Linked DNA regions of Homo sapiens: region 1 is linked to region 2. The links are chromatin loops, found by intact Hi-C in ENCODE. Cell type or tissue: heart left ventricle. All regions are shown on one strand. Each heading gives the region's core, and the rest is flanking DNA. Links, peaks and the distances in the headings are about the cores only.

The links. Peaks named below come from ENCODE experiments on the same cell type or tissue, not always from the same donor. Only the 100,000 strongest peaks of a DNase experiment are listed, where the experiment ranks them.
Region 1: it touches region 2 in a loop (17-fold over the local background); 35 of 110 quality-filtered maps call a loop at or near these places.

Annotation. Positions count from the first base shown.
Region 1 is chr9:98,972,334-98,977,710 of GRCh38, reverse strand. All of the region lies in intron 2 of COL15A1 (collagen type XV alpha 1 chain), which reads right to left. Among named protein-coding and RNA genes, the nearest start is that of COL15A1-AS1, 30 kb to the right of the region's middle. In heart left ventricle, for the core only: CTCF peaks have their summits at 2,420 and 2,620; DNase peaks (open chromatin) are centred at 210, 2,590, 2,977 and 4,010; H3K4me3 peaks cover 963 bases; H3K27ac peaks cover 5,000 bases.
Region 2 is chr9:99,138,404-99,143,780 of GRCh38, reverse strand. TGFBR1 (transforming growth factor beta receptor 1) reads right to left here. Exons shown (of 9, transcript NM_004612.4): 5 at 1,078-1,245. Among named protein-coding and RNA genes, the nearest start is that of TGFBR1, 36 kb to the right of the region's middle. In heart left ventricle, for the core only: CTCF peaks have their summits at 2,676 and 2,881 (motif pointing right); no DNase peak of the experiment used is centred there.

The DNA.
Region 1 (5,377 bases), core at 151-5,150, 170 kb after region 2:
CAGCCATTCAAGACAGGACACATGGATAGGCGCTGGCCCGCAGGCCTTGTTTCCACAGAGTCCGCCAAGAGGGAGGCCAGCCATGAATGTAGAGCAAGCCCAAGTCAGCCCCAGCAGCCCAGCTCTGCTCTCAGCAACCCCCACCACATCCTTCCACATCCACTGTCCCATGGCATGGCGTGGTAGGGGACGACCCCTGACCTGGAGTGACCCATGCTCACTCGCGGCTGCGCCTGGGCCTGCTGGCTCATTTCCCTTTGGCCTCCAGCAGGAGGGCCACCTGTTTAGGCAGCCACCAGGGAGGGGAGGAGAAGCCAGGGAGCCAAGACAAACAGGCCCAGCAACTGGGTCCATGGGCTTGACCTTGGATGGCTCTGTGCTGGGCAAGAAGGGAGGAGGGTGGAGATCACAGCTGGTGGGAAGACATCCCACCATTTTGGAGGGGACTGGGGACTGGCGTGGAGCATGCTGATGGAACTCTGCAGCCTGAGGATTCTTGGAAGCGGCCCACACTTATCCCCAGATAATAATACTTCTCTCAGAGGACAGTTGTGTGACTTAAATAAAATAATATACCTAAAATGTTTAGCACACTGCTTAGCACACAGAGTGCTTAATAAATGGTAGCTGCCATTTCTTTCCCTATTATTATTACCCTGCTATTTCCCATGCAATTGTCATACTGGAAAACTCAAGGTATCCTGAATGGGTCCTACATTTTACACCCTTGAGCCTTTGTGTATGCTGTTCCCTCCACTTGAGGAACTGCTCCACACATCTCAGGGCCCAACTTCAATGTCATCACCTCCTCCATGAAGTCTTCTTGGATTCCCCCACCAGGTAGTCTGGGCATTCCCGCTCCTGCACTTGGCCCTGACTCTATGTAGCATATATGGCATTATATGACTAAGGTGTTGGACCCTACCATCTTGGAACCTCCTTAAGTGTAGGAACTGGCGTCCACTTCTCCCTGTCTCCCCCACACCCAGGCTCTGTCCCTGAGCAGGTCCTCAGGAAGTGTTTGCTGGCTGAACTAAATCCTAGGCATTCCTGAATTGAAGGTGCCAGGCTCACAGTCTGAGGCCCTGGTGAGAGTCACTGAGGTCGGGCTCCAGTCTGACATCCAACAGTGACCTCACTGCATGCCCATCCATCACCTGAAAGTCCACGTTCCCTCCCATCTCCACGATGCTGGATCCACTGGCCCAGAGAGCCCATCTGGGAGGCATGAATCCATGGGGCAATGAGAGACCCAGGGAGGGGAGGAAGGACTCAGGTTCAAGACTCTGTCTGTGACCTTGGGCCAGCTAGTCCCCCTCCCTGATCTCAGTTTTCCCATCAGAGAGTTAGACCAGATAGACTCTCAGAGCCACATCCACTGTGATTTATTCTATGTATTTTCACTGCCTTCAAACACTTCCTGGGGCTGCATCTGACCGGTCTTATTCTCTCACTTCATTAATGCTTAGAGATAGCTTCATTTCCAATGGGGGTTTTCAACTTACTTTTCCAATTCATGAATTTGATCATATTTCTAAAGCTCCCACATTGTGCCTTGTGTAGTGCTGGAGACATGGAGCTAAGCCTGGAACATGTGTGCTCAAGCAGCTCACTATCTAGGTGACCATTAGTAGTCATCTGCTCCTATTACAAGCTCCAAAGCCTTCAATGGCTCCCCAGTGCCTTCAGCATAAAAGCAAAATTCTACTCGAGACACCCTCTGCTTCATCTCCTCATTCTCCCCCCGTGTCTTTGCCTTCACTCATGCTATTCCTTCTAGTGACATCACTCTTCCCCATCTTCTTACATCTAAATCTTTCCAGTCAGGCTCAGCTGCACCCCAACACACGGGGGCCCCACTCTCACTCTGCAAAAAGGGCCAAAGTCATCCCCCCTCCTCTAAACATCCACAGAGCCAAGGGGATGCTGTGAAGGAACGGACACAGGGAGAGACAACCTGAGCCTCCCTCCCTCAAATCTAGTTCAGACTCCTAAGTGCAGTTTTGGGGTGGCCCCTCCTCAGGGCGCAGAGAGGAGAAATCAGACGGTTTCAGAGACAGAGGAGGCAGAGGAAAATCTGAGCAGTCAGGGCAGGGTGCGACTTTCCTCCCAAGGGTCCAAAGCCAGTTTCCATGGAAACCAGGCAGAATCCCAGCCATGAAGAAACAAACAGAGCAGGGTTCAGGTTTTCCTTCCACACAGATGACAGCGATTTGGCCAGAGATGAAGAACAGGAGCGAACTCTCACCTCTCCTCCTCCTCTCTGCCACAGGCTCAGGGACATCATCTGGCACCTCCCCTACCCCGCTGGGCCTCGGTTTCCCCTTCCGTGCGATGGGCTGGATCAGTCCTTCCATCTGTGGGGTCCTGAAGCAGTGCCCGGGACTAGCCTGAGCTTTGGAGCCTTGCCTCCCTAGAGAACTGTAGCTGGCTTTGCAAAGCTCCCTCTCACAGACGATCATCTGGGACCTGAGCCCAGCGCTAGCGCTAGTTAGCATTTAAAGCCAGAGGAGGCTAAGGAGCGTTCCTCGCTCCAGGTGAAGGAGCGCTGCGGATATGTCCGGACGGAGGCGCGAGGGAGGCTGAGGACGCCCCGGGACCGTGCGCGGCAGCGGCTCCTGGCGGTCTCTACGGGAACTGCGCTTCCACCAACTGCAAGGAAGGCTTTCCACCTGCGCTGTGAACCGGGATCCCAACAACAGACTCAAAGCGAAAGGTCTGTTAAGGGACCCAAGAGAGCAGGTCTGAGGCCATGCAGTGAGTTTGGCCAAGCCAGGCCTAGAACCCATAACGCCTCCTTTCCCTCCTCTGCTGTTTCTCTGCACCGAGTGCTGGGAAAGGCTGAAGGTGCCCCTCCTGGGTTTCTACCATTCCCACACACGCCTCTAAAGACCGACGGCACACTTCAGTCAGCTTAAACGGGGCCACGGTGACTCCTGCAAGCGGGTGGGTGTATTCCCACTGGGGGGCCGGGGCTGAGGGGGTCCAGATGACCCTATACTGCCTGTGGCCTGGGGCTGGACCAGTAGGATGAGGGTATGTAGGGTAAGGTGGGGGGACTGCCCTTGGGACCCCAGAAGGGCTCCTCTCACCTGAGTTTCTTGGCACTCAGTCCCTGGGGAGAAGAGGAGGTGCTCAGTCCCCCTCCTCTGCGCCTGCAGCATGGGGGGCAGACCGTCGGAGAAGCCACGTGTCCCTCCTCCTTGCCCTTTGTCAGCTTGTCCTGCCAGCAAGTTGGGAGGGTGGGGTTCTTGCATCTTCTGGGACGGTTCTTTCCCTTCCCTTTGGACACCCCTACAGAGAGGTGGCCCCCAAGGACCCTGGGTATGTCTAAATCACATCTGGCATGTGACTTCCCTTTCTCCCACCTCCCTGGAGGGACAGGAGTTCAGCAACCGCAGACTGTGTGGGACAGTGCAGCTCACCACCTGGGGAGGAGCTTCCTACAATGCTCACCCATCCAAAGCCACCTGGCTTCCACCTGCTCATCTCCACTCACGGCCACCTGACCATTGCTGCACAATTCGAAGTCTTCGGAAGTCCTTTCTCATGTTGAACTGAGGCAACCGCCCCTGCAACTCCCACCCACCTGGCTGGGCCTAGCTCTCTACCCCTCTGAGACCACACACAAGTCGGCCTCAACTTCTACATCCTGACCTCTCAGATGTTGCATGGGGTGGTGGAAAGGGCCTCAGCCTGCAAGGTGGACTCTGCCACCAACTTGGCATATGACTTTGAGCAGTCCCTTCCCTTCTCTGAGCCTCAGGTTCAATATCTGTCAAACTAGAGCCTTGGACTAAATATTTTCCAAAGGCCCTTGCCAGGTCTGACAGCCTCATCGTCTGCCTCCTCCTTGTCTCCCGCCAGTGTTTCAGTTTTTCTAACCGCCCCTAACTGCCGGTTCTTTCAGTCCACAGCCTTCAGGCCTGGAAGGAATGACTCCAACAGGGGCCGGGACAAACCCAGCCCTCCCCACAGACTTCCTTGTCTTTAGCCAGCAAGGCCTGGCCAGAGGCAAGGAGCACTGTGCTCAGGAAAATGTCACAGCTCTCTGCCTGTGTGGAAACTCAGCCCCACCCAGGCTGGAGTCTCTGGGGGCTCCCGTTTCCACCTGACTCCCTTTCTGAGGAAAATGAACACAACACAATCCACGGTGCCTGAGGGTTTATCTGCACCCAGCAAAGGTGCGAGAGGTTCTTAGAAAAACCTATCACCCGATGCATTTCTTAAAAAAGAACTGTTTCCTTGCCAGGGAAAAAATCCTGGATCAACTTAGAAAGTAGACCTGGCTCGGCCACAATCAAAGACCCTATTTTTCTGAATTACAGAAGAGCATTTTTCTACATGTAAACTTAGAACGCCTCCTTCTCTTTTCCGGTTTTCATATATAGCATAGGAATTTTCCTGTTCAATGAAGTTACTGTATAAGCTCTCCTCCCTCTCTCTCTCTCTCTCCCTCTCTCTCTTTCTCTCTTGCTCTCTTGTTCTCTCGTTCTTGCTTTCTCGAGCCTCTGACCTAAACTGGAGAAGACGATTTGAGGAAGCCTGGAGCTGGGGTCCTGGCTGAAGCTTGGTTTTCCTGGCCAGCAGCTGAAAAGCACTTAGCCCAGCAGGAAGTAATCCTCACCTGTCCAGTATCCTCTTCTGTTTCCAAAGCATCCTCTTACCCGTTCCTTCTGCCAGGAGGCAGGCAACGCAGGGATCATTCTCTCATTTTGCAGAGTAGGGAGTCAAGCCCCAGAGACAGGAAGTCACTCACTCAGAATCCTCGGTGCAGCAGCCAGCACTGAAGATGTGAAGCTGGGCTCTGCCTGTTACAGCCCATTGCCTTTCAAGCTTTCCTTGTGGCTCTCCCAGGCCCAGCTGCATACTTCTGTGTTCCCTCAGTCCCCCTCCATCCTTCCTCCCAGACACCCTCATCTGTCTGCAGTCCAGTGGCCAGTTCACCTTGCTCTCATATGCTTAGACATGGGCCCTGGGCATGGACCATGCCAACTCATCTCTCGGTCCTCAGCACCAGCACAGAGCCTGGCAAAGGGGACTCTGAATGAACAGAATGTCAAGAAACAACAGCATCAGCAGCTAAAATTTTCTGCAGGCTTGCTGCATGCCAAGTGCTGTTCAAAGGGCTTTCCACAAATCAGTCATCCTTACACTTGATTCTTTCTGAGATGGATGATATTATTATCCCCATTTGCAGGTTAGAAAACTGAGGCTTAAATTACTGTTCCAAATCCATGAGGTTAATAAGCAGTTGGAGTCAAGATTCAAATGGGACTAGGTAAGGTAGGCTGGTGTGAAGTTTGCAGCCCTAGCCACATATCAGAGTCACCCCTGGGAGCTTTTAAAAGTCAGAGGTCTGCCCCTCCTGCTTGGG
Region 2 (5,377 bases), core at 351-5,350:
TTTCTCTTTGGAGTGAAGATATTCTAAAATTGACTGTAGTGTTTGCTGGCTGTACAACTCTGAGTATTCTAAAAACCACTGAATTTTACACTTTAAGTGGGTGAACTTTATGATGTGAATTATAACTCAATAAAACTGTTACAATCAATAATAATAATAACTACAAAGATGGAGCTAAGATGTGAACTAGCACTTATGCTGTATGTAAAGTGGGGAGTGGGGGAGCCATTGGGTTGCAAGTGGACAACTGCTAGAGCAGAGAGATATACTGGCATCTGAAATCCCACATGCACAAAAACTACAGCATACAAATGTCATAACTAAAACTTAGTATTTAATTTTTCAACTGTAAAACTATCTCATGCAGTCTCCTTATCTCAAGGTCAAATATAATTATTAGATGGCCAGATAACAGTTACCTAGCATGTTGATGTTTACAAAGCACTTTCACATTTCATTTGATACTACACATAAAAATATATTCAGTTGGACCTGAATTCTGAAACTGAGATCCTCAAAAATCATAAGATTGAATGCTACTTTTAAGAACTCAAAAAAAATCACAGTTTTGTTACAACGACTAGAGAATCTCTAAACAAATTTCCAGATTCCTAGCTCTACCTGAAATTTTGAACTGAAAGATAAAATGTTCTCATCTAAAAAATTTGTTTTAAATATCTCCAGTTAGGCCACCTACTGTTTTTGTTTTTGTTTTTTTTTCTGAGACAGGGTCTCTCTCTATTACTCAGCTGGGAGTGCAGTGGCATGATGTCTGCTCACTGCAGCTTCGACCTCCCAGGCTCAGGTAATCCTCCTACCTCAGCCCCCTGAGTAGCTGGGACTACAGGTGCATGCCACCATGCCCGACTAATTTTTTGTATGTTGGTAGAGATGCGGTTTTGTCATGTTGCCCAGGCTGGCCATGAACTCCTGAGATCGGGCGATCTGCCCACCTCAGCCTCCCAAAGTGCTGGGATTATAGGCATGAGCCACCAGGCCCAGCCTCCACCTTCTATTTTCATAGACATTATTCATGAAAATTTAAAGCTTAAATAATAGAACTGCTTATAGAATTACCTTGGGTACCAACAATCTCCATGTGAAGATGGGCAAGACCGCTCGCCGTGGACAGAGCAAGTTTTATCATTCCTTCCACAGTAACTGTGTATCTGTTTAAGTAATCAAAAAGGGATCCATGCTCATGATAATCTGACACCAACCAGAGCTGAGTCCAAGTACCATTGTCTGTAAAACAGAATTAACATTTCGGTTGGGCTGCAGACCATTTATGATTTATTTGTTCAATGGTTATTACTTTTTACTCTCAATCCTGAGTCACACACTGCAATATAATGCCACCTTAAGTCTGTATTTCCTTCACATTTTCTTCTACATTGTTTGTTTTATACTTTTATGTACACATCCTTTAGTTCCTCAGAGTAAGCCCCTCTTCTTGAGATAAGGCAAGTATAATTAATCCCATTTAAGAGACAAAGATGGTGACTTTTTTGAGTCTTCACAGATAATTGGTATCAGAGCTGGCACTCTTAAGTGCCTAGAAAAATCTCTGGGTCGGGTTGGGTGCTCAGTGGCTGTTCCTGGAAGGAGAGAAGGTTAAAAAAAAGGAAGGAACAGAGAGGGAAGCAAGGAGGTGAGAAGTCTCCGGAGACCAGTGTGGCCACAGTGGGAATGGAAGAGTATGGGACAAAACTGAAAGTGAGTTTCAACAAGAAATGACAAGCTTTAGTGACAGATTGTGTACACAGTTCACAAAGACGCAAGACAAGATGATTATGATTCCAAGGTTGCTAGCTTAGAAAAACAGAAATAGTGATACCTCTAACACATGGGGAAGCTGAAATAGGAACTGAAATGTCAGGAGCAAAACTGGAAAAGCTGGGACTAAACTCAAACAACGAGGAACGTGGGTTCCAAAATTTCCTCTGTAAGCCAAAACACGAGTTTAAAACATGTTTTCTCATAGGAATAATGGTAAAGACACTAGCTAGGCTCCTAAGCTAGACTGGTCCACGACAATCTAATTTAACCTAGAAGTAGCTGGAAAACCACATGCTTAATTAAGCCATGAAGAAAAAAAGCATTACAACATTAGGAGACAGCACAATCCAGTAAAAGATGGACGCTTAGAGTCATTCTAACCTGGTTGGAATCCACGGCCTGCCTGTTACTGACAAGGAGCCTGTTTCTCCTTTTATACAAGAATAAAGTCTTACTTTGTAAGACTGTTAAGATTTAAAAAACGGAATGCTAGATTCTTTAGGTAAGAAGTACATAAACTGTGCTCTTTCTTTCCCTGCTGGTTGTAAACCAAAAGAAAAAATCCATATTGACATGAAACAGCTTCTATTTTGAAGGTATTTGGTTGAAGAAGAAAACCAACTCTGATTAGAAGAGATTAAGAAAGGAATAGAAACTTTTCAGAAGATTCTGGAGGAGATTTCTGGGTACATTTAAAAGGACTTAGTATTAATTTGTTCTTCATGAACTTTATAAACTGATTCTGACCAAACTCGCACCCTTGCTTTTCCTTGATATAGGCACATCACTAGCTTATTTGCATGCCTCTTAACCATTACTGAATTTTGAAAAGCTCACAAATACAAGAAACAAAGTGGAAGACAGGCAGATGGAAGAAAGGGAAACCACAGGTTATGGACAAGATAGAAGGAAGGTTATATGTAAGGGGCCATAAATATAAAGGGCTGCCGGGGGTGGAATTAACTAAATCAGGAGAAGATAAAGGAACTGAGGTGGAGGGGCTAGGCTCAGAGAAAGTACATTAACCCCTGACAAAGAAGAAAGAAGGGGAGTAGGGAAGAGCCAGTAGGGTCAGCTAGTTCCCATGGTGACCACCAGATGACAGCATCAGCCTGGTTAGAAGTTCAGGGCACAGACTCACCAACATTTTGTGCTGCTGTGTTTGTAACTTGGAATGTGACAAAATCCAGACCCTGGGTGAGGTTTAAGCTTTCAAATGGAGATTTGAGAGTTGCCAACATGGTAGAGTTTGAAACCATGAATGTGGCTATGTTCTTAAGGAAGAAATTACCACTTATAAAATCAGTACCTTCATATGAACCAGTGAGAAGAGTAAGAGTTGAGAAAACAAAGACAACTATGAAGAAGTAAGAAGGAACAAGGAAAGTCTAGGGTCATCAAACACAGTAAATAAAGAAAAGGTTGTTTTAAGAGTTGGGGGAGGAAATAAATGGTGATAAAGGCAGAAACGAAAATGAGAACTAAGGATTTGGTCAGACTGATTACTATTTTTTGTTTTGTTTTGTTTTGTTGTTGTTTTTTTTTTGAGACAGAGTCTCCCTGTGTCGCCCAGGCTGGAGTGCAGTGGTGCGATCTCAGCTCTGACTGCAACCTCCACCTCCCAGGTTCAAGCAATTCTCTGCCTTAGCTTCCCAAGTAGCTGGGATTATAGGCACCTGCCATCATGCCTGGCTAATTTTTTTGTATTTTTAGTAGAGATGGGGTTTCATCATCTTGGCCAGCCAGGCTGGTCTTGAACTCTTGACCTCGTGATCCACCCACCTTGGCTTCCCAAAGTGCTGGGATTACAGGCGTGAGCCACTGTGCCCGGCCTGTTTTGTTTTTAACTTAAGAGGTATTACATTGTCAGGTGCCACTGATAATCGCTACCTACATTCATCATATACCTCACTGCCCCGTCTTAATCAAACACTATACACCTCCACATATGATGCAATAGGATGTATATAATATCCTTAGTATGTATTTTGAGAAAACCAATAAAACTCCAATTAGGTTTAGCTTCTAAATCTAACTACCAGTTTTCAGAAAAGATAGAAGAACAAGTTAAGAGACACTATGGAAATGCAATCAGCAAAATCCAGAATGTGATAGGCCCTTCAGGATAAACAATCCAATTTCTTCAACAAATAAGCTGCGAGAGGAGAAAAAAGATGAAGGGGGGACCTAAATTTTAAGACACATAAGAGAAATATCAACTAAATATAACTTGTGGACTTAGAATCATAATTTGAATAAATAATTTTTTTAATAGGAGACAATTATAGAATTGAACCTAACTGGATATTTGATAACATTTAAAAAACTGACAATGGTAGTGTGGTTGTTTCATAAAAACATTTCCTCATCATTTGAAGATACAAATTACATTTTATAAGTGTTTACAGATGAAAACATATTGTCTGGGACCAGCTTCAAATAACACAGTTAGGGCAGAGTAGGTGGGATCAGACATCAATTATGATTGGCAGTGACCTGACAACTGTTGAAGCTGGACGATGAGGGATCACTGTAACTACTCTGCTTTTCTACATATTGGAAATTTTCTACAAATAAAAGTCAATAACAAAAAAAAGCAGTACATGCTTGTAAATAAATTTGAAAACCCAGAGAAGCTAAAAGAAAAATAATAAAAATCACCCATAATTACCAACTGAGGTTAAACACTGTTAATATTTGAATAAATAAATATTGCTGAAGTAAATGGAAGGTGGGAGAAGGAAAAAGATGACTACAGGTCTGGCCAAGCTAAGAGATAATGACAGCATTTTTTTTTTTTTTTAAATAGGAAAGCTGGGAAATACATTTGATTCAGGGGTAGGGATGACAAGAGTGGAGCTGAAACACAAGTCTCTGACAGAGGCAGTAAAAATAGGAATCGTGGGGGCTGGGCACAGTGGCTCATGCCTGTAATCCCAGCACTTTGGGAGGGTGAGGTGGGTGGATCACGAGGTCAAGAGATGGAGGCCAACCTGGCCAACATGGTGAAACCCCATCTCTACTAAAAATACAAACATTAGCTGGGCATGGTGGTGCACGCCTGTAGTCCCAGCTACTCGAGAAGCTGAGGCAGGAGAACCACTTGAACCCAGGAGGCAGAAGCTGCAGTGAGCCGAGATTGCACCACTGTACTCCAGCCTGGCTACAGAGCGAGATTCCATCTCAAAAAAAAAAAAAGTAGGAATCATGGGCATAAAGGTATTAACGGAAGCTAAGAAAGTGGCAGCAGCACAGTCTAAGGTCACTGCTTGCAGTCCCCACTCATTCTGACTCCCTGCTGACAGGCTTCCTTCCTTCTTCAGCATCTGACCTGACACTGGGCCTCAGGCACCAGCATGATAGGCAGAAAAGTGTCCGTACAGTTACCAGGGTGGTTGAAGAAACAATTTATCTCTTTGAGTTTGCCAGAAGATTCATCTATTTAGCCCTTGGCAACTCAGAACACTGACAAGTTATTTTTACTCTCCCCATTAATAAGGTCAATAGTCCATATTGAAACATCCTACTGGTCAGGAAGAGATTAAAAGGAAACAGCTATCTGAGCCCTATTCTCAAAATTTTGAGCAAGTTTATATAT